2 separate regions of the Mus musculus genome follow, and region 2 is linked to region 1. Evidence: chromatin contacts called from ENCODE Hi-C or POLR2A ChIA-PET data. All regions are on one chromosome and are shown on one strand. The core of a region is the stretch at or near the end of the contact, and the rest is flanking DNA. Distances in the headings are between cores, read along the strand shown. Region 1 holds the start of Zkscan3 (zinc finger with KRAB and SCAN domains 3). Region 2 holds the start of Abt1 (activator of basal transcription 1).

Evidence for each region. A loop is a pair of places that touch in the nucleus more often than their neighbours do. ChIA-PET counts read pairs that join two places held with the same protein, here RNA polymerase II (POLR2A).
Region 2: a loop to region 1 is called in a map of left cerebral cortex, with 2.9 times the contacts of the local background. The contact joins the promoter of Abt1 here to the promoter of Zkscan3 in region 1. A Hi-C loop is called at or near these places in 1 of 37 maps with a recorded cell type or tissue (left cerebral cortex). POLR2A ChIA-PET finds 5 or more read pairs at or near these places in 1 of 5 experiments (Patski).

What each region holds. Positions count from the first base shown.
Region 1 is chr13:21,399,914-21,406,148 of GRCm38, forward strand. Zkscan3 (zinc finger with KRAB and SCAN domains 3) reads right to left here and starts at 2,842. Exons shown (of 6, transcript NM_001145778.2): 1 at 2,759-2,842.
Region 2 is chr13:23,421,037-23,427,271 of GRCm38, forward strand. It overlaps Abt1 (activator of basal transcription 1), which reads right to left and starts at 2,830. Exons shown (of 3, transcript NM_013924.3): 1 at 2,550-2,830; 2 at 1,447-1,646; 3 at 1-1,299. The coding sequence starts at 2,796. The coding sequence ends at 937. It overlaps n-TYgta3 (a tRNA gene), which reads right to left and starts at 4,698; the gene lies at 4,610-4,698. It overlaps n-TYgta4 (a tRNA gene), which reads left to right and starts at 5,469; the gene lies at 5,469-5,556. It overlaps n-TYgta5 (a tRNA gene), which reads right to left and starts at 6,144; the gene lies at 6,059-6,144.

The DNA of each region.
Region 1 (6,235 bases), core at 1,592-4,091:
CCCAGAAGCTGTGAGACCTAGGCAACCTAAAAGGGACAGAAGAGCTGATTCCTTTGAATCAGGATTCAAACTAGATTTTAAACTAGGACTGACTGCAAAGTTCTGTGGGTACACTGAGACGGCAGGTCATCCCTCTTTACTCAGTGAAATGAGATGGGAACAGGTAAGCTAGAATTACTAAGGGAAAAGACAGTTCCAAGTCTGTGCCCACTTGAATTTCTATTTCTCACTCCAATTTCCTATGATTTATGAGATAACACGGCTGACAGAAGTTCAGGAACCTCAACTCATTCATTGTTTTTTCTTTTTCCTCTCGGCAATCTTCCTGCCTCAGCTCCCAAGAGTGGAGAGTCCTGCTGTGAACCATCACACCTGGGTGAACTCTTACGAAGAATCCAGAAATACTTCCTAATTAGCTGCCACAAGAGAGCTGAAATAATATAATTTTAGTCAAATAAGTAAACCTAAATTTAATCAAGCCTCTATATCCATGAACTCATGTACAGGAAAAAACACAAGAACAAATTAAAAGATTAAAGTTATAGTATGCAAGAGAACCACTGGGAAGCTTCGAAAGCCTCCTAATAGTTGGACAGTCAAGGAGAATTGAACTAGCCTCTGGGGGTGGGTCACAGGCCTCAGTACCTGAGAACTTAGTGTGTGATCCAAAGTGCAGCCAAGTTTGAGAACTAAGAAGCTAAAGAGAAGATCCTCTCCCCCCCCCTCAAAGTATCAGTAGAATAAAGCAACTGATGTGAGAATATTGAAAACCCAAGTTCTTCCACAAATAAATGTTATTTTTAAAGAGGAAGCAAAAGGAAGGTGGACTATCATAGATTACAAGGGACAGCAATTCTATACGTACTATGTAGTTTAAATATAGTATGCTCTAACTGTAAAAAGATACTTTTGGGTCAATCAGGAAAGCATGAATGCAATATTAAGGAATTACTATCAATTCTGTTCATGATAGTATGTCTAAATTAAAGCTCCTACTTTATAGCACATTGCTGTACCTGCAGATGAAGGGATCTGTTGTCTTGGCCTCTAGTTAGCTGTAAAAAGAATGAAAGAAAGACAGGGGAAGGAGAGCAGGAAAAGGAAGGAAAAGGGAGGCTGGTAAGGACGGATGGGGGAAAGGCAGGAAAAGCATGACTGAAGAGGACTATAAGATTTATGGCTGAATGGTGGGCCTACTACTGCAGGTGAGATGGAGTTTCTCTCTGATTCACATTCAAATCTTTACTAATGTCATTTTAAATAGTAAACAAAACCTTATCTTCTTTCTTTCCTGAGTACAGGCCAAAGCATTTTGTTGGGATCAAGGAAGAAGAGTAGAGCTGAGGCTAGAAAAATGAACACTGATACATTCTTAATAACGGCTTCACACACTCACGTTTTGTCAGCTTGCCTATCTGGAGTCTCACCAGCTGGGCAGAGTACAAAGGTACAGGATCAGAAGACTGTTTACCAACACAGGCGTTTGCCAAATAAGTAAACCAAAGACAAGGGTTTTGTTTTTGTTTTTGTTTTTTGTTAAGTTACAAATAGAGAAAAGAATGCTTCAGGGATCCCTGTATACCCTCAGGAGGTTAAAGATCCAATTCCTTAAGAAAAAGAAGGAAGATGAAAGGACTTTCAAAGACCACAAGAGGCATCAACTCAATGACCATGGCAAACTGTGTATGGTCAATATTAGCTTTAAAAACCTGCAAAAAGAACAAAGGGTGTTAGTGGGAACTCAGGATCAGATCGACTTATCTCTAATCTATCGCCAATCTACCTATCATCACTTCTAACTATCAGCCGTCCGTGTGGTTCTCACACTGGAGAGGAATCTCGCTGAGGGTCAGAAAGCTGGCAGGTCGGCAGCAATGTCTGCTTACAACAGGGTCCTAATCCTTCGCGGTTAGACGCTCCTCCTGTTTCTCAAGCTCCTCCTCCCACCAAAAAAAAAAAAAAAAAAAAAAAAAGGCATCCCCAGGATTTTAAACCTCTGTGAGCCTGACCATTACAAGACACTACACAAACCACTTTTACTCTTTGCTGTGGGATAGGCTCTTTTCCAGAATGTTCTATTTTCCCTCCTAAAATACAGAAATCATTCATTATAAAGAGAACTGATAAATAGTACTAACATTCAAAAGACAACAGCCAGTACCAAGGCTGATCGATGAAGAGAAAGTGCTGTCCTAGTTAGGAAAAGCAACAGGAATAATAACAGCTATCTTTACACTGTGCAGATTACCCCGTGCCTGGTACTATTTTAAGCACCTTTGCACAAATGAAGCCATTTATTCCTCACAACAATCCAGTAAGTTAGGCGACATCATTATCCCCTAAAATAGCAAAACACAGAAAGGTTAAGGGACTGGGGGGAGAAGTCACAAAGGAGCTGAGGCCAGATTCGACCAAGCAACCCGATTCCAAAGTTCTGGCTCTCTTCCAGTACCCCAGAATAAAGACCTTGGAACTGACCTTGTCTCCAGGAAAAGCAAAACTGTGACGTCTCCCATTTTCAAAGCTTAAGTACAAGACCCGAGAATCCCATCGCCAAACGCCCTGAGACTGACCAGACACCCGGAACCGGCCTGAGGCGAGGCGCCCGAGGCCCTGTCGGGCGCTCGGCCCAAGTGGCCACCGAGTTTATCTTCTCGGCGCCACTAGGCCGCGGAGGAAGATGTTTTGTCCCACCCCCAACCCCCACAAGCAGCCGACCCCTGCGGGAGGACGGTAACAGGACGGGACCCAAACCCACCCGCGAACGCAGCACCTCGTAGCACCCCGCAGTCACAAAAGTGTCGAAAGTCCGACCCCGGGGGGCGGGGCACAGAGCACTTCCGGCTTCTCTAGGCACCAGCGACACTCTATGATCCCCCCCTTCTCCCTCCTCTTAGTGGTTGCTTCGTAAAAAGACTTTTAAAAAGAAATTCTTTTAGCTGAAGTAGCAATGCAACATTTTCTCTCCTCCCTTTACTTCCTCCAGTTTTTTCCGTCCTCTTGGTTGCCTCGTAAAAAGACTTTTAAAAAGAAAAAAATTTTAACTGAAGTAGAATTACATCACTTTCCTTCCTCCCCCTAGTCTTTTCTCCTACCCTCTCACTCTCAAGCTGATAGCCTCTTTTCTTTGTTATTGCTACATTCATGTGTGTTTGTGTATATGTATATATGTTGTATATATGTATGTGCATGAACAAGTATATATCTATATCTATACAGATATAGAGATATCTGTATCTATATATGTACATATTCCACTGGCTAAGTTTTTGTTTTTATATGTTATTTGTGTGCATATGATTTCAAGGTTTCAAGACTGCATTGGACAGCTAATAAGAGGGCTCATCTTAGGGAGAGACTAATTCTCCATTTCCCAGCAGTCAATAGTTGCCAGTAGTTCTTTGGTTTGGGGTGGCACCCTGTGAAATTTTACCCCCTTCCATTGATATTGATATTGTCTATTGATACTGCAATTGTTTCAGTCTTGTGTATGCAGCCATTTCTTGGAGGCTGTTTCACAGCTGACATCCTAGATTTCTTACAATTTTTTTTTTGCCTCCTCTTCCTCCATGTCCTCTGAGCCATAGATGCAGGAGACATGATGTGGATGTATCTGTTGGGGTTGGGACCACCATGATCTGTCAGTCTTTGTTCTGTATCCAATTGGGTTTTTAGTGATGGTCTCTATTCTTTATAAAGAAAAGCATCTTGGATCACAGGTGGTAGCTACATTATCCAGGAAAGATGACTCTAGCACCAAGAGACTTTCAAAATTTGTTTTTTCCAAGGACAACTAAGGGAAGATAGCAAAAGAATGAGCTCCTATATAGCCTTCCTGAAATCTCTGTGATGTCAAGAAAAAGGAAAATTATATGTTCTCTATCGTCATAAAGAAGCCCTAGGGAAATGCATAAGAAAATGTTTGTTTAGAAACTGCATGAAAAGGGAAAATAAAAGTGAGAGGAAATTAAACTATTAATTATAAATATATAACAGTATTTTTGTTTTTGTTTTTGTTTTTGTTTTCCGAGACAGGGTTTCTCTGTGTAGCTCTGGATGTCCTGGAACTCACTCTGTACACCAGGCTGGCCTCAAACTCAGAAATCTGCCTGCCTCTGCTTCCAGAGTGCTGGGATTAAAGTCATGCGCCACCACGCCCGGCAACATATAACAGTTTTCAGGACCATTCTGAATGCCCTTTATAGAAAAAGCCAAGATAATTTAATCTTCAACTTATAATTAGCAAATTTAGCAAAGCTACTAAAATTTCAAAATTGATATTGATAGTTACATTTTTATAACAAACACAAATAAGAAAACATCACCTTAAAAGATAATCATTACAGTAGCAAGAAAATATAAAAGAGACCTCAACAGAAACAGAAAGGCTTTATTTATTAAGGATAGATAGTTGAAAGCCAGAGAAATTGGCTCATTCCTATGATCCCAGCATGTGGGAAGCTGAGGAGGAAGAGCCACTTCAAGTTACAGCTCCAAGTTCCAGGCCAGCTTGGAGTTCTGGATTACAGGGTGAGAGCCATCCTCACAAAACAAAACAGCCCCACTCATGGTCATGCAAGTAAACACAATTAAACCCAGTGGTTCACACACACAAAGAGACATCATGTTGTGGTGATCCCAGCCACAGAATTATTCTCATTGCTACTTCATAGCTGTAACTTAGATGTTATGAATCATAATATAAATATGTGATATGTAGTATATCTGATATGTGAACTTGGTGAAAGAGGTCCCAAAGAGGTCATGACCCACAGGTTGAAAGCACTACTATAGACAGCATTGCTTCTATTTTTGTGTCATAAGTACGCGTGGTCTTATTTATCTATATGAAATCTAGGAACTACAAATGAAAGCATGCAATATTTGTCTTTCTGAATGTGAATTCATTTGCTTAGTACGATTATCACCAATTATATTCATCTCCTATAACTTTTGATATAACTTTTTCTTTACAGCTGAAAAATTCTATCTATCTATCTATCTATCTATCTATCACATTTTAAACCTATTTCTCTGTTGAATGGATGGCTAGTTTAGTCTAAGAACTTAGCTATTGTGAATAGTGATGTAATAAACATTGATATGTAATTATCACTGTGTTATGTTTACCTGGAGTCATTTGGATAATGTTCAGCAGTGGTATAACTGGATCATATGGTCCAGTTAATAAAGATTTTCTCTCATTCTAGGCTGTCTTTCTCCTCAATTATTTCCTTTGCTATACAGACACATTTTAATTTCTTCCTTTCCTCCTTTAAAAAAAAAAAGATTACACACACACACACACACACACACACACCACCACCACCACCACCACCACCACCACCACTGTCCTCAGACGAACCAGAAGAGGGCATCAGATCCTATTACACCATGTGATTGCAGAGACTTGAACTCAGGACCTCTGGAAAAGCAGTCAGTGTTCTTAATTTCTTTAGACAGCATTTGTTAGCAGTTGGCATGTATTTCCTGGAAGACTGGCGTCATCCTCACAGTCATCCTGCCTCTGAAGCTTTTCTCCTACTTTTCCTTCTAAGAGTTTCAGCGTTAAAGATCTTCCAATAAGGTCTGATTCATTTAGGGTTGGCTTTTGTACAGGATCAGAATAAGGATCTGCTTTCATTCTCTTCCATATGCAGTATTGAGATCACACACACATCACACTGAAAACAGTTCTTTAGGAAAAAATGATGAGCACCTGAATGGCAAAGCTCACTGGAAATTAGACTCCTTTTTTACTTTCACTGTATTTTTTTACATGTATGAGTATTTTGTCTGCATCAACGTCAATCCACCATGTGAACGTGTGGCACTGGAGAAAGCCAGAAAGGAATACTGGATCTCCTGGAACTGGAGTTACAGGTGGCTGTGAGCTGCTATGTAGGTGCTGAGAATCAAACCCAGGGCTTAGGCTAGAGTAGCAACCCTCTTAGCTCTTGAGTCATCTCTCCATTCCCTATTACTAGAAAAATTTAACCAATAAATACAGAGGCTTAAAATGTGGCTCAGCGGGTAGAGTTCATCCTTAATGTGTGCAGAGCCCTGATTGCAGTCCTCAGTTCCACAGAGTGTGGTGATATTGCTTGTAATCCCAGTACTTGGGAGATAATGCAGAAATTTAGGGTCATCTTAAATTGAGCTACATATTGAGTTTGAGGCCAGCCTAGGATATCAAAAAGAAATTCATAAAAATAAGTAGTACAAGGTCATACGG
Region 2 (6,235 bases), core at 1,580-4,079, 2.0 Mb after region 1:
GAGGTGATCAGCCAGAAACCTGGTGTCAGGTTTACTACATTGGACTACTTCCTCCGTAGAAAGGAGATCTCTGAGTTCAAGGTCATGTGGGACAAAGCAAGTCCCAGATCCAGGAATGGCGGCACACACCTTTAACCTGGGCCACATCTTCTAAGGAGACCTACATAATGACATTGGAAGAAGGAAGACCCTCCTTCACCTGCTTGTCTTGTGGGACTGAGCAACTGCTAGACCCTTGCACTTCCATTCACAGGTGCTCCTGACCACTGTTGGGAGTTAAGACTACAGTCGGTAAACCATCAACAAATTCCATTACTATACAGAGACTACCCATAAGTTCTGTGACTCTACAGAACCCTGACTAACACAGGAGCATTGGGATCATATCTGATAGAGTAACTGAGATTCATGGGTGGAGGAGAATCATGCCTGTGCTAAAGTAACTGAGCGGCATGTATGGCTTCAAAAGAAGTTGAAACTTACTTAATGAAAAACTAAAAAGCATATAAAAATAAATTATTTTTTATTTTCAAATATAAGCCTCAAATTGGACCTCTAATCCAATTCCTGCTAATTCAGCCTTCCACCACAGTGAACAAACACCACAGACCACTACCCTAGTGGAGGGCAAGTCCACTCTTTCAGTCAGAAACTGTTAGCTGTCCACTGAGAAAGAGGCAGGCAATCAGAAATCAAACAAAACACAACAGGCACCTCCAGTGGTCTTCACCCTGGATAGGACGAGTAAGGTTCTCAGGCTGGCACTTACAGGATTTGTTCAAAGTAGGTAAAAGACACCAACAAAAGGCCTTTACCAGACTCTTGGTGTGTGGAATAGAGAAAACATCTGCCTAGATGGTCACACTCTTCAGGAAGCAGATCAGAATGGCGCAGGGCTGGTAGGTATTTCTTCCATCACCAGGAGTCCCTTATTGACTACGGTTTTTCCTTGCTCTCTGCAGGTAGAGGGGCTCCAAAGATCTTGGCAAGGAGCCCTCTGTTGGATCGGGCCTGGTCCTCGACATTAGCCAGCCGTGCTCTTTCCCGCCCTCCTGGCCGTGCAGCTTTCCGGGCCCTAAACTCCTGCTCAGTGGGACGCTGGGTGAATGTCCAGGAGCTATTTGGCCGAGTAGCATCCCCATCAGCTGCAAGGAAGTGTTGTCCCTGTTCTACGTTTCGAAGATAGAAGTCAGTCTCTCTCTTTGCTTGGGCGACCTCTGCTCTCAGGCGTTGCCTTCGTACTTGGCGCTCAAAGGCAAGGTGTTCACTGAGGTGGGACCAAGTAAAACGATGCAAATACTGTGAGAAGGAAAAGAAGAAAAGGTCACGGTAGGGAAGGTCGGGAGAAGAAACTGGGAGCTGCTCAGAGCTAGCAGGAAGGATGGGGTGCCTGGACTAGAGCTGGAGGGGGGAATGAAGATGTGGCAGACAAACTGAGAACCTCACCTTGAGGTTCCACAGGTCATAACGGAAGGGGCTGCGCTTGCGGGCGCCCATGGGCGTGTTATGTAGACTGGCTGCCACTCGCTTGGCTACACGCTTGTCTCGGAACTCCACCCAGCCTTCGGTATAGTCCTTGCTGTACTTAGCTCCCTTCTTTCCTCCTGCGGCCGCGGCTGCCTTCTTCTTGCGTTTCACAAAGTGGTCTGTAGGCCAAACACAATGAACATCCCATCAAGCACCCACTGAGACACACCTCAGTTTAGCCGTAAGCCACACCTGCTGGTTTAGGCGCTACTTTACAGGGATTGATGAAACACGGCTGTCTGTAAGGGGCAGCTCCTCCTTTCCTTAATTCATGCCTCCCTTCAAATGACAACTTCTTGAACATTAGAACAGCACCAAGAACAACACCAGTCCCCACCTCCATTTCCAAGTTGTGCATGTCAAGAGGTGGAAGAGAGCCAGGCATGGTAGTGCACGCCTTTAATCCCAGCACTTGGGAGGCAGCAGCAGGCGGATCTCTGAGTTCGAGGCCAGCCTGGTCTACAGAGTGAGTTCCAGGACAGCCAGAGCTACAAAGAAACCCTGTCTCGAAAAACAAACAAACAAACAAACAAACAAAGGTGAAGAGGCTGAAGGAGGCTAATCATACAGTTTCAGGGACTATTTGAAAATTGAGAGGGCTGGAGAGATGGCTCAGTGGTTAAGAGTACTGACTGCTCTTTCAGAGGTCCTGAGTTCAATTCCCAACAACCACATGGTGGCTCACAACCATCTGTAATGGGATCTGATGCCCTCTTCTGGTGTGTCTGAAGACAGCTACAAAAAGTAGTAAGTAAATAAAATTTTAAGAAATAGAAAGAAGAGAAGATCGTGGGTCTCTTTCAGGCCTTATTAAACCACTCTCTCTATCCACTCACCCTCTCCATTTCCCTTCCCCGCCCCTGCCTGCCACCTAAAGGACGTGAGTACTACACACTTAGCAGCTAGGAAGGGGCCACAGCCTTCCAAGAGCCAGCACCCCACGCCTCATTCGTGTACAGCCAAGAAAATGAGTCGCGCCCGGCTGCCCGCATCGTCACCTCTCCTTTCGACGCAGGGCTTACCCTCGGCCTGGAAGAAAACGCGTCCCACCTCGCCGTAGGCGCTGAGCAGGTTGCGTACGTGAAGGGGCCGGAATCGCGGCGGGACGTGGCCCAGGTACACAATCCCCGGAACTACCTTCTTCTTCTTCTTGCTGCTGCTGCTGCAGGCCGTGTCCTCGGGCTCCTCCTGATCCTCCGCCGCCTCTGCATTCGCCTCTTCCTCCATCGCAGCCTTTTGCTGCTCCACCAACTCTCCCGCTTTCACCATGGCAAGATCTGGGGAGCACGACAGCCGTGAATCTGTCGCCATCTGATGACGCACATCCTGCGAGCCAATCTGCGGTCGGGGCCAAGAAATGACGTAAATCCTGGGTGCGGAGGGGCGGGGCAGAGACAGACTGGGCGGGGCGGGAGGGGCGAGGCCAACAGACTGGACTGAGGAGAAGGGTTGGGAGCCGCAGGACCTGGGTCCCGGTAAAATACTTCCGTCGCGCGCAGCCCTCATCTGAGGCAAGCTCTCACGGAATATTTTTATTTTTTTTACAAATGTGCATGAATGATTTTTGCCTCCATGCATCAAGAGCGTACCCTGGTGCCTCTCGTGGGATTTTTACAGAACAGAGTGTTGAAAGAGTGTGTTGTAGAGACCAAAACAGCATTTTCTTCCAGGTCTGTGGTGCGAATGTGGTTGAAAGGTTAACACACATTTTAAAAAGTTTTATGAAGTTCAACTTGTAAACTTCAGTCTGAGCCTTGAAGTTTTAATTATTTGAAGTTTCAACATATTATTTGAATTTTTATTTTATTATTTGAATTATATGAAGTTTTAACATTTTAAAATTAAAGTTTTTGAAGCAGCTTATAAATTTGCACGCATTCTTTTGGGATTTTAATTGGAGTTGCGGTTTTAAAATTTTAAACGCGCCTTTAGTAATTTTACATTTCACCTTGTGAATACTTAAATCTGTAACTGTTTGAGTAAAAAGCTGAGTACTATTGTGTTCGAATCTGTGCAAGTTGATGAGCGAAAGGTCCGGGTTGCAGGTCTCAGCCTCGGACCAGCCGCCAGGGGGCGCGGTCCGCACATCAGCAGGCCGCCTCGCTTTTGGGACCTACACGCCAGGGCCAACGCAGAGGCGGGCCACAGCAGCTGATGACGCTCGAGCGATGATGCCTCTGCTAGAAATGATGTACTAACCTCCCCTCCTGCTTAACGGACGGACGGAGAGCAGGATGATCCTGAGGACTCAAGTTGTCCCTCGTCAAGGCCCTACATAATATTTTATCCTTCATCATCACGATGACATATAGAAGACAGGGCAACTGTGTCCACAGACTCTGGGCGTTATTTGTAAAGCTGAGGTGCTTCTGAGGACCTAATAACTAAACCTGACTTTGGGGACTTGCATTGAAGAGAACTTGCTGTTGGTTACCTCTGCTCCTTTTATGAAAAGTGAATATGGAGAGAAAAGACCCCTACTTTTAACTTTTAACTGACTACTTCACCAACAATGATGACACTTGAGAGCGTCTTATAGTTACTTCAAAACATTGAGAACTGGGGGAGGGGCACATGTAAAGAAGACACAAGAGTGTGGTGGCTAAGTGGCTTTCTGTACTTTGCACGTGCTTGAAATTATTGTTAATGAAATATTTGTACACATTAAATGCCAAATAAATGCCAAGTAAACTGGAAGTCGGGGCAATCCTGTAATCCTCAGCTCTTGGGAGATGGAGAAGAAAGGAAGTTCCAGACCAACCTGGGCTACAAGAGACCCTTTTAAATTTTAATTTATATATTAAAATTATGTATATATATGAGCATAGAGAGGATCGTGAAGAATCATTGAGTCGTCAATGAGTGAACATGCGAAATAGTCGTGCCAGGTATCTTTTCATCGTTACGCCTTCCCATGATCCAGTCTCGATTTCGTAAAATCTAAGTGCTCCCACCTTAAGTGTACCTGAAGTTTATTTTTACCTCAAATCCTACAACTGCGTGTTTCAAGTGACATTGGTACACTGGAAACCCTTAAAAGCCCTAGGATTCTCAGTATGGTGATATCTTTTCAAAAGATCGTTCCTTCGAGCCGGATTCGAACCAGCGACCTAAGGATCACTATTCTAGTAACTCTACAGTCCTCCGCTCTACCAACTGAGCTATCGAAGGAAGACGCCCAGCTACCCTTTAGGATATGTAAAATAGTTGGCTGACTTATTCTGATTCATTTTGAAATACAAGGAAATGTTTGGTAGGCACTAGGATATTCTAAAACTAAGTTAGCTAGTGATCCCTCAACAGTTGTTTAAGAACAGGTTTGAGTTGAGTGCTTTTAATGTATAAGTGTTTTACATAGATTTCCAAAAACTGCTCCTAAGAATGTTCACGAGCCCTTCCAGGCAGGGCTCACCTCCCTCTGTTGCACTTCCCTGCTGTGCTGTCCAGTCTCAGCACCTCCTTTATTAAAAGTGAGTGAAAATGTCAGTGGTAACATAGACAAACTACCATCCTGAGGCAGAGCTATTGCCCACTTCAAGGAAACTTGTGATTCTCCTTTTTGAACAAGGAAAACCCCGGGGTAAACACAAATGCATGAGACACAAAACTTAAGAGGCCTTTGACAAGTAGGACAGGAGTAGTCCATACTATTTTCCACAATTGTAGTGGAGCAAATAAATGAAACATGTCACACACACACACAAAATCAAGCAAAAATGTTAACTTTTTCATTTTAAGTGTGCTGTCATGCTCGGCCAGCAAATACCTATGGTGCCATTCAGTTTCCTGATCCTAAGACAAAAAAAATGAATCTGTTATGAAAAACAAGAAGCCATCCAGGGATATTTTCATGGAATATGTGAGTTATGAAAAGTTTGAATATTATGAATTATGACATGTATAAAAATGTTTCTTGCAAATGCTAAAAGACTCAGCGTCTTCCTTCGATAGCTCAGTTGGTAGAGCGGAGGACTGTAGACTACTAATGTGGTGATCCTTAGGTCGCTGGTTCGAATCCGGCTCGAAGGAATGATCTTTTGAAACGGTCTCACTATGGTGGGAATATTAGGACTTTCAGAGAATGCAGTGAACCAATGTCACTTGAAATACTCAATTGTAGGATTTAGGGTAAAATAAACAAAGCTCAGGTGCTGTACACACTATTTTTCCACAGCTCTTGGAAGATGGAGAAGAAAGGAAGGTGCTGCATTCTTCAAATTGCCAAAAGCAATTACTTTCCACGAAATTCAGACTGGGTCTGAAAATATGCCTGTATATATAAAGATCGTCTCAAATTAAAGGCCTAAGGTCCTTTATAGGAATAAACTTGACTCTCCAAATATGAACTTGTAAAGATTGTTAATTAGTATTAAAGTTCTTATTGTATTTGGGGTGGGGGTGGGGGGGTTCGAGTCAGGGTTTGCTTGCCTCTGCCTCGAGTGCTGGGATTAAAGGCGTGCGCCACCACGCCCGGCTCTTATTGGATTTTTATACTATCTTTTGGTGGTATAAATGTCGATTAAAAGGCACCTCCTTCGAGCCGGATTCGAACCAGCGACCTAAGGATATCAACACCTATACTACAGTCCTCCGCTCTACCAACTGAGCTATCGAAGGGAGATATATAGCCTGTATGACTTATGAAATAAGTATTTTTATTTCCTGTTTTATTTTAAATGCAGGCAATCATCAGGGAAAATTTTAAGGT